Regions from separate parts of the Homo sapiens genome. Here region 2 is linked to region 1. Evidence: chromatin loops called from intact Hi-C (ENCODE). Cell type or tissue: K562. All regions are shown on one strand.

Region 1 (5,000 bases):
ACTTAGAACAATGTTCAGCACACATAGCTGTTGCTCAATATTCATGAAGTTACTTAATTAAAATGCTAATGAATTAATTGATCTCTACACATGTTTTTTATTCAGAATCAATTTTAACTAATTTTATAAGAAAGAAAAAAGGACTCTATATTTCTAAGTGGCAAAGTAAAGAAGTGAAAAAGTTAAGCACATGTGGCAAAAATACCAACACTCATCTTATTCTGAAAAATCTTTATATCTCCTTTTCCATCTAGTCAGAAAGAGAAACCCGTCTTTCGCCAACTCCTCAAGGAAGGAGGCTTTGACTGACATTCACGAAATTAGTGCAGCTCCCATCAGAGGAGCAAGGATGTTGTATAGTCTTGCAGAAGAGGCATGGCCTAAGGAGGAGAATGGGGAATAGATGGATTAGAAAGGTTGGTTTAGCCTTTAAATCCTGTCAGTTGCGCTCATTTCACACAACTGGTATTTATGATAACCTCCAAGGCTCACTAATAGCAAACACAAAGACAGTGATCACAGAGAGACAAGATGAATATTCCATAGCATGTGTTACATGTCCAGCAGGCTGACTTCCAGAAGCCTGCACATGAAAAACCCATACGGCGATTGTTTTTGTCTTTTTTTATTTTTTGTTTTGTAGTTTTTTCCTTCCACTCATTATAACATAAGTTTTTCTAAAATATGCTTTAGCACAGAAAATCTCTAAGTGCTCTTAAAGGGTTGGAGAAAGAAACCCTACCAGGACAGCTGTTCTCACTTATGGAAACAGAACCAGTGTTTGCAAACCTCACTGTACCAGAGGCTTTTGATTCAGCTTTGTTGCTCTTTGGTGACTGACTGTTCGAATATATTTTTCCAGGGAATTTGTGTTTGGCCAGCAATGAAATCAAAGGTCAAGTCTCCTCATGATTTACAGTGTGGTGAATTTATCTGTCACCTGCCTCGAAGGACTGGCCAAAAGAACAACCTCTGCAGAAAAAAAGGGATCTCAAACACACAGGTTTATGGAGAACAACTAAGACAGCTGCATTTAACTTCTGCCAAGCATTATATTTAGGTATTTCAGAAACATACCCATCAACATGTAGTCTGACACTCAAACCAGGACAGATAGGAAGAAGGGTGACTCAAGGACCACCTGCAGGAAGGAAGAGATGTTCCCCAAGATCTGAAAGCACACAGGGTGGGAATAGGAGCTAATGTGAGTGGCCTGACACATCCAGTCACTCATCAGTCTGGAGGAGCATATCACAGCTAGAGGCATAAACAGTGGACAAGACAAAATGTCTTAATAACAAGAGATCAAGAAAATGCTAGATACATAAAGCCAAGTGGTCCAGAATCCAGGGGCGGGATGGGGCGGGCTGGGGGAAGTGGGGGGAAAGGAAACCCTAAAAGAAGCCAAACTAGGTTGGGCATTGCCTCTACCCCCAGTGACGCTCACCTGCTTGGGTGGAGCTCACCTGTAGAGCTGGGGCTTCTCCAGATTTGCAAACAGGTTTTGATGCAACCAGGAGCAAACTTAGGTGGGGGCATGAATGTTTCTTGTTCACAGAACCACCTGTATAGAGGATTCTTTCCCCGCCTGACCTCCAGGTGGTGGAACACAAGGGGCTGTTCTCGAATGAGGGATGTTGGACAGTGCTAGCAGAGAGGTCACCTCTAGTCTCACCTCACCAAGTAATGAGATGATCACATCTCATTACTTGGGTCTGGCCCAGGAACATCTCCTGCAATTTGTAGCAGGCAAGGTCATATGAATAAGGAGAGGGCCACGACTGATTCCCATTCCAAATGCTGAAACTCTACACTCATTTTGGTGGGGATAAGAACCGACCAGTGGCTGTATTTAGGGTGACACAGAATGGTGTGACAAAGTAATAGTGTAAAACCCACAAGTGCAGGAGAAGGGGATGGGTACCTGGTAGGAGAAATTATGTCAGAATTCAGTCATGAGGTGGCCCAATCACCCTCCTGGTAGGAGGCACTCTTGAATACTGTGTGCCAACATGTCCTCTGGTCACCAATCCAAGCAGGGTTGGTAGCAGACAGGAGAATTTGCATGATCTCCAATGAAGACCCTCTAAACTGCAATAAGACTGGGACTCCTGGTCTCCAGGCAGAATATGGGGCCAGAATCCGGTGAAAGAGGAGGAGAATGGGACCTGAGGTGAGATTCTGTATAGAGCATGATGACGTGGGCCACCTCAGTCAGTGCCCACACCTCACATGGGGGCTCTGGGAGGGTGGAGCTGGGACTGAGCGGTGGGAGTAGGGACACCCCACAGTCCCCAGGGCATCCCTGCCCCTCCTTCTTCAGCTCATCCTCCTGGATCATCAGATGTCCACTCTCTCAATTCTGTCTTCTTTTTCTCTTTATTTTCCCTCTCCCTTATACCTAGCCTCTTGGATTGGTGGCTGGTAGGGACTGTCTTTAACAGCCATGGTAAGTCTCAGTGTGACCTTTTTTTTTCTCCTGCCTGTGATCAAGTGAGTTGGCATCTTCAGAAAATTTTGTATCTTCAGATCTTCAAAGCTATCTTCTTCATTTCTTGCATAAGGAGATTTTTTAATTACCTGCTTCTTGGTCTATGTGTACAGTGGACTGAAGGATTTGAGCATGTTAAAATCAGACAACTAAGGTCTTTAGTAAACACACATACCATGTGTGCACATGAACAACACGCTTTTGCAAGCAAAACAAGCGCTTGTACAACTGCAAATTAGAGTGGTCTAATACCATTTATGAGAATAAATGATTACATTTCCTCCCTTCTTTATAGTTTGTTTCTTTGGTATTTTTTTTTTCCTGTATAGTATTACAGAATGGCAAATTATCAGAATCTTGAATTTATAATCATCAAATGAACTGGATACAACAGCATAAATAGCTGTTAAATGATCATATATTCAACACACATAAAATGTTTTGCATAAAGTTATTTATGACAGAATTCTCACAGATGGAACATGAAACACAAGATCTATCTAGCTATGAGAAATTTCTACCAATCTAGTTTTAGTTTCAAAACCACTGCACTAAGGACTTTTTATCCACAAGGTGGCAGCCATTTAAAGGAAAAGAATTTTCTAAATTGACTCATGCACTGCACATCTATATCTGACATCTGAAGTTTATTTTTAAGAAAGAAAAACATAGTTCAGGTAAGGATAATAAAACACATGAATTCCAGTTTCTAAATGTTGTGATCATATTGGGAAATGTTCATAAATATGCCTGTTGAAGTGCTCCATCTGAGCAATACTGGCTAGAATTCAGTAGTTCTCTATGAATCAGAGAATTCAAACTTTTGAGGCTTGTATTTGGAAAACCTCACCATGTAGCCCCAACCTGCTGTTAAAAACTTTTCTCCAGTTTTATGACCTTCTGGTCCCTTTGCTAAAGCCAGTAATCTACTAGTCTCCACACTCAGGCAATACCTTGTTCTCCATCTTCAATGTCCTCCTCATTCCTTTAATTTCCATATGTCAAAATCCTACTCATTTCAAGATCCAACTCTAAATCCACTCCTTATACAAAGCTTGGCAAGATCTCTCCCCACCCCTACCTCATCCTGGGTCTCCACAGACATCTGGTGAACTAATAAGCCCATGTGTTCTAGGTCACGCTGTCTGCTTTCAAATCCTGGCTCCTACACTTGCTGACAGAATCAACTTGGGAGAACAGCTCAACTCCAGGTGCCTCAGTGTTCTTATTTGTACAGTGAAAATAATGATGTCTACCTCAAAAACTGTTTTAAGGACCAAAAGAATGCTTGTGTATCATTACAATTGTGTGTGTCTATATGTAACAAAGCAGCTTAAACAAATATAAGGGTTACTTTTCCAATAACATTTGGATTAGGCCACTTAGAGTGGCAACCAGCCTCCTTGTATTTTCCTGCTTGGCAAATCTCAGGCTGTGGTTTCATGGTCTCAAATTGGCTGCCATACCACCAGGCATTATGTCTACATTCAAAGCAGAAAGAAAGGAGAGGTCAAAGAACAAAAAACATTTGCCAGCTGAGTCTGGCATTGTTTATCAGAAAAACAATAGATTTCTTACAAACACTGTTACAGAGACTTCCATTTACATCTCATTGGCTGGGTGGCTACACATAGCTGTAAAAGAGCCTGGGAAATTAAATTTTTATGGCTAGATGCACCATAGTCCCAAATCAAATTAGAGTTCTATATAAAGAAAAAAGAGGAAATGAATATTGGTAGGCAATCAGGGCATTAGCCATGGGACTTAGCACATATATATATGAGGAAAACTACAAAACTCTGATGAGAGAAATCAAAGAAAAACTAAATAAATGGAAAGATGGCCCATGTCTGTGGATAAAAAGGACTCCATATTGTCAAGATGTCAGTTCTTCCCAACTCAATTTATAGATTCAATGTAATCTTATTCAAAATCCCACAGTTATTTTTTGTGTATTAACAAACAGATTCTAAAGCTTATATGAAGAAGCAAAAGACCCAAAATAGCCAACACGATGTTGAAGGAGAACAAAGTTGGAGGACTGACAATACCCGCTTCAAGACTAAAAAAAACTACAGTTATCAAGACAGTGTGACATTGGCAAAAGAAGAGAGAAACAGATCAATGGAACAGAACAGAGAGCTCAGAAACAGACTCACATAAATATGGTCAATGAAAGAGCATAGATAATATTATAGATAATATAATAATAATGGATAAAAGATAGTCTTTTCAAGAATGGGGCTAGATTAATTGGACACTCACATACAAAAATTGAACCTGGACACAGCTCTCAAATCCTTCACAAAAATAAACTCAAAACGGATTACAGATGTAGATGTAAAATGCAAAACTAGAAAACTCTTACAAGGTAACATAGGAGAAGATCTAGATAACTTTGGGTATGACAATGACTCTTTAGATACAGCACCAAAAACATGGTCCATGAAAGACATAATTGACAACTTGGACTTTTTTAAAATTAAAAACTTCTGCTCCACAAAATACA
Region 2 (5,000 bases), 520 kb after region 1:
AAATATAAATTTATTAGAAATTAAATAATCCTTATAATCTAAATAAGATCTTTGGAAAGTCTTTATAATCATGTGAATCACAATTCAAATAATTGTTTAAGCTAAAATGTATCTTTTGGAAAAGGCATAGATTAAAAAAAAATCTCAGAATTCTATAATTTATTTTTGCTCTCACAAAAATAAGTCTATAGTCAGGAAAGTTTGTATGCAGCTACTGTAATGAAAATAATAGCTAACTGTGCAAATGTCATGCCTACCCATTTACTTAGGAAAGCATGGGTTGTAGACAAAAAAAGCTAACAATATTTCCATTAGAAATTGTAAAGGTATAAAAGTGATTATTTCTAGCTTAATTAAGTTATTGATTCTATAAGCAAAAACTTTACAAATAAAAATAAAATGGCTCAAAAATCAATTTTCACTATAAATAAAAATCTAAGGAGTTGACATGCTAGCTTTAGAGTAGACAGACAGTACTATTATCTTCTGGGATCTGCTGTCCATTCCTAATGTTCACATTAAATGATCTATGATTTCCCTGTTTACTTCCTTTATGCATTTTCAAAGTTATTAAATTATATTTTCTTCTAGTAATCTTTCATACTGAGTTGATCCTATATTTTAGCTGAGAACCCAATTTCATCCTCTATTTCAGAGATTACAACATAAATTTTTTTTCAAAAGCATTGAAATTATATTTTTAAAGGTAGAATGGTTTTACTACTTTTATAGCTCCTTTCAATAATAATCTATTCACAAAAGGAATATCACATGCCTCATTTAACCATTATTTAAGATTACAGATATTAGAGAAGTGTTTTCTTGTAATGCCTCTTCACCCACATGCCTAGTACACCTGGGCAACAGGAAAATCCATTTACCAGTGAAAAATTAAAATTCACAATGGATAGTCTTAATCCTATTTGAAATAAGGATAAAGCTAGTAGTTCCTATAAAGATACTTTTCCTTTAATTAACGTTGTTTTACATACATGAAGAACAGTAGTTATTTCTACCTATCTCAGAATACTTTAAAGACAAATCTTAAACAACTGTGCTATTACAAATAGCAAGTAGAACATTAATAGCTGCAGGCACATCACTTGATATCTACATCTTCCAGCTATAGCCCGTATGTAATGAATTCTGTGAAAGAGGAAAAATATAAATCTCAATCTATTATCATTTAAAGTTTTTTTTTTTAATTTTCATTTTGCTGGGGATAAGGAAGAGGGCAGTATCATGGTTTCATTAAGTTTACCTTTTTTAAACAGAAAAATTAAAAATATCATAATTTTAATTAGAAAAACAAAAGATGTCTCTTGTAGACTTTCTTGGCCAAGCACTAGCAAGTCTAGGAAAAGAAAGATGCATATAATTAATGCTCTCTCTTAGATATAAGCAACCAACCAGTTAGGTGTTACTATGAAAGTAAAATGTACATAAAATTAATGTTTCCTATTTAAATTTGCAAGTCTACTTTTCAAAAATATCCTAATACTTGTTTTGCATGGCAGTGGAAGACCATAAAAATGATCATGGTAAGGTGAAACCATGCAAAGCTTTCTTAATAATCAATAGGAAAAATTACAATTGTTCTGTGGCCTTTAAAAATTTTTGGTAAACATTAAAAGCTTTTACTGTTGGTTATAAATGTATAGGAAAATGAAAAATAAAACTAATGTTTATAATTTAATATGCTGTATTTTTAACACATTAGAACATGGAGAATGAAAGTGTTTTATTTCTGTGTAAAATACTTATCAGGAATAGTCTGAACAGTGCTTGCTTTCTTCTTATTATCAATTAACTTGCAGTATGGACCAAGTACCTTTCCTATGCCTTATAAATTGTCATACCACTTTCTAACTCTGAATCAGCTTCCAATGTTTTATCCCTTGCCTTTTCAATGTCTTGGAATATCTCCAAGAATTGTGAAGTTTTTCCCCACTTTACATCCTCTAAGATGTTTTCATCCTTTTTGTCATAACCACTTTCCTCATTTTCTTGAGCAATGGCAGTGTCAACATTCCCACAGTCAGCCATTCCCTCTATAACTCCATTTATGCTTGATTCCAATTTTATTTTCAGTGTTATCACTTTTCATTTCTTTGCTACGCTTTTATCTTTGTTGGCCAATTCTCTTTTTGATTATCCATTTCTGTAAAATATCATAGCGTTTATCACTGGGAGACAATTAGGCAATACAGCTACATGCTTTGTTGTTTGTGCATAAGGAATAACCAATGTGCAGTGACCAATCATTGACAAACTATACAATAAGTGGTGTGATTGTCACAGATCATGATATGCATCTGTTATTTATGTACTGATTTGTGGACTGAAGAGCTACTTTATACTATACTCAGTTAATATACCGAAGTATCTTTGTATCTAATATTTAAGATAAACAGTGTTGTTACTGGACTGATAACATTTAACTAAAGTGTGGTAACTGAAATTTGTGTCACTGAAACACTGCAAAATAAGGACTTCCTGTATTAGCATATATACCTAATTATATACATCTTAAGAAAATATGTTACAAATATCACACATACACCAAGGAAAAGTAAAGAAAAGCTACCTACCAGTGTGGGATGATTGAGATTCATCATCACTATCATCATCTTTTCTTCCTTTCTTCTTGACTTTTTTAATTTTGTACTCTCTGGCATTGCCCCCACCTCCTCCTCTCATGCTTCCACTGCCCTCTGGTGGGAAAATGACATTAGTTAGCATTACCTAACTAAATCATCATTTTTATAAAATAATGACACTATATTGTTGTATTTAACTTTACAGCAGAAAAAATAAAGGCAAAATAAAGAAACTTTTAGACTCTTTTTAAATTTGGAGTTCCCTATTAAAAGTTTAGTAAATCCAATACATAAAAAATTAATAATAAAATATGAAATCTTTTGAGCAATCTACCTTAGATAGCCTGACTGCTCTAAATGCATTCTCTTTCTCCTTCTCTAACGTCACCTCTTTCCTGTAACTCTCAATATTTTCTTAACAAAAATCCATTCCTTCACCTCCTCTTCTACCTTCCCCAAAAGAAATGTGTCCTCCTTTGCTCATCTGTGTTACCACAGCCTCATCAATAACCTTCTATTATAAGACTTCACAAATTTAATTATTCTTATTTTGCCTTCTTTGTTGAAAGATTATTACCTGTTTTTAGAGGAGATATCCTGACTCATCTGCTACTCAAACAGATTATAAACTTCTGAAGAGCAAGGATCATTGTGTCATTAATGTATATATTCTTTACAGAAATGCGTGAAACATAACACGTGCTTCATAAATGTTGACCATGAATATTAATTGGTTAAGTATAAAAGTATTATTACCTATTGACTATAGACTTAAAAAAACAAATTATGAAACAAATGCAAACACTGTAAATAAAAATAAAAAATACTACTTCAGCATTTCCCTGCTCTTTGATATTGACATGTAAAATATCTACTCTACAAAATGGAATACTGATAACGGGTTTAAACCATTGAACATATTACAACTATATTATATTACTTCAAAATAAGTAAAAGATTAGTCTTTTTAATAAAATAAAGTGATTACTAAAGATCTTTTTCTAAATTCTAAATAGATTTGCCTTAGATTTCATCACATCCTAGATTTAAACTTCTATTATTTTTCCCTTTCTTTTATAATAAAAAAATTCTATTTTCAAAAATATAAGTCTAAAGTGAACATGCTTTTTATATTTGACAATAAGTTTCCTATGGGGGGGAACATTCATGATTGACATGATTCCACACACTGTAATTAAACAATTATAATACAATAGCATTATCACTGAAAATAAAACACCAAATGACCCTTAACTTTTAATAAGAAATAAAATATTAAATAGACTAGTTATACTGACATAAGTCATCAATTGAGTAAGGCAAATTTATAACTATATCTTCAAATATATGATAAAATATCCATAGCTATGAATATTACTGTGATTTAAGTAATTTATTAATTTTCCTGGAAGAATAGAGAAATTTCATAATGCCATTGAAAAGTTTTAAGAAAAAGATTCTGGAAGAGGAAATAAACTATCTCAAAGAATTAGAAGTGTATTTATTAATGAAAAATGTTGAATATTGAATTTCTTCAGTTCCGATAAAGCACTAACAGCACTGTTCCTACTATAAAAACTATGGAAATACATGTTACTTTTCCATTGCAAATTACAAGCATATCAGTGATACCTAGAATAATTTCTAGTGACTTTAGATTAGAAAAAGAAATGTAAAAATATGTCCTTCAGAAATTTTTTCATTTAATTAGTATGTTTATAGGACACCTAAAATATATCAAGTGGTGCTTTGGGTATGTAGCAAGAGTACAACAATAAATGAGATCAACACAGTTCCCAAACAATAAAACACATCATGGTGATAAAGTGATGCAAATAAACTGACAAAATGAGGTGGCAGAGAGTGACTGTGGCTACTATTCCGAAGGGTTAGGAGGCCTCTCTAAGGAAGTGGCATTTAAAGTCGAGCTCTGAATGAAAAGAATACACCAGTTACTTACAGTCTGGGAGAGGGCATTCCAGGTAAAAGGAACAGTTGGTGTAAAAGCTTTGAGGTGAATATGACCCTGGCAAGTTTAGGAATCAAAACAAAACAAAACAAAACAAAAAAGGGCTACTGGGCTGGAACATAGACAGAGGATGGGGAAAAACAAGAGATGAGCATGATGATAAAATAAAGTTTTCACAAAAGAAAACAGAAAACATAATCACCAATATTTCCATTTTATTATATAAAACTTAACACATTAGCAAAATATTTGGTTGATATTAGCTGTTTAAAGGTAAATCAATAAAACAAAGGGCCTTTCAAAGGGCATAATAAATGTGATAAATGCAAAGTTCACTGCAACAAATACAAAACTTTGAATATTCCTTGTTAACAATTTATTACCTGTTGCTTTCCTTCTTCGCTCATCTTTTTTATCCTTTTTACTTGTAC

What was found. Peaks named below come from ENCODE experiments on the same cell type or tissue, not always from the same donor. Only the 100,000 strongest peaks of a DNase experiment are listed, where the experiment ranks them.
Region 2: a loop joins it to region 1, with 2.8 times the contacts of the local background. A loop is called at or near these places in 27 of 110 quality-filtered maps.

The regions. Positions count from the first base shown.
Region 1 is chr6:97,057,713-97,062,712 of GRCh38, reverse strand. All of the region lies in intron 4 of KLHL32 (kelch like family member 32), which reads right to left. Among named protein-coding and RNA genes, the nearest start is that of KLHL32, 140 kb to the right of the region's middle. In K562, a CTCF peak has its summit at 3,067 (motif pointing right); a DNase peak (open chromatin) is centred at 3,042.
Region 2 is chr6:96,540,608-96,545,607 of GRCh38, reverse strand. It overlaps UFL1 (UFM1 specific ligase 1), which reads right to left. Exons shown (of 19, transcript NM_015323.5): 11 at 4,953-5,000; 12 at 2,592-2,714. Among named protein-coding and RNA genes, the nearest start is that of FHL5, 20 kb to the left of the region's middle. In K562, a CTCF peak has its summit at 2,708 (motif pointing left); no DNase peak of the experiment used is centred here.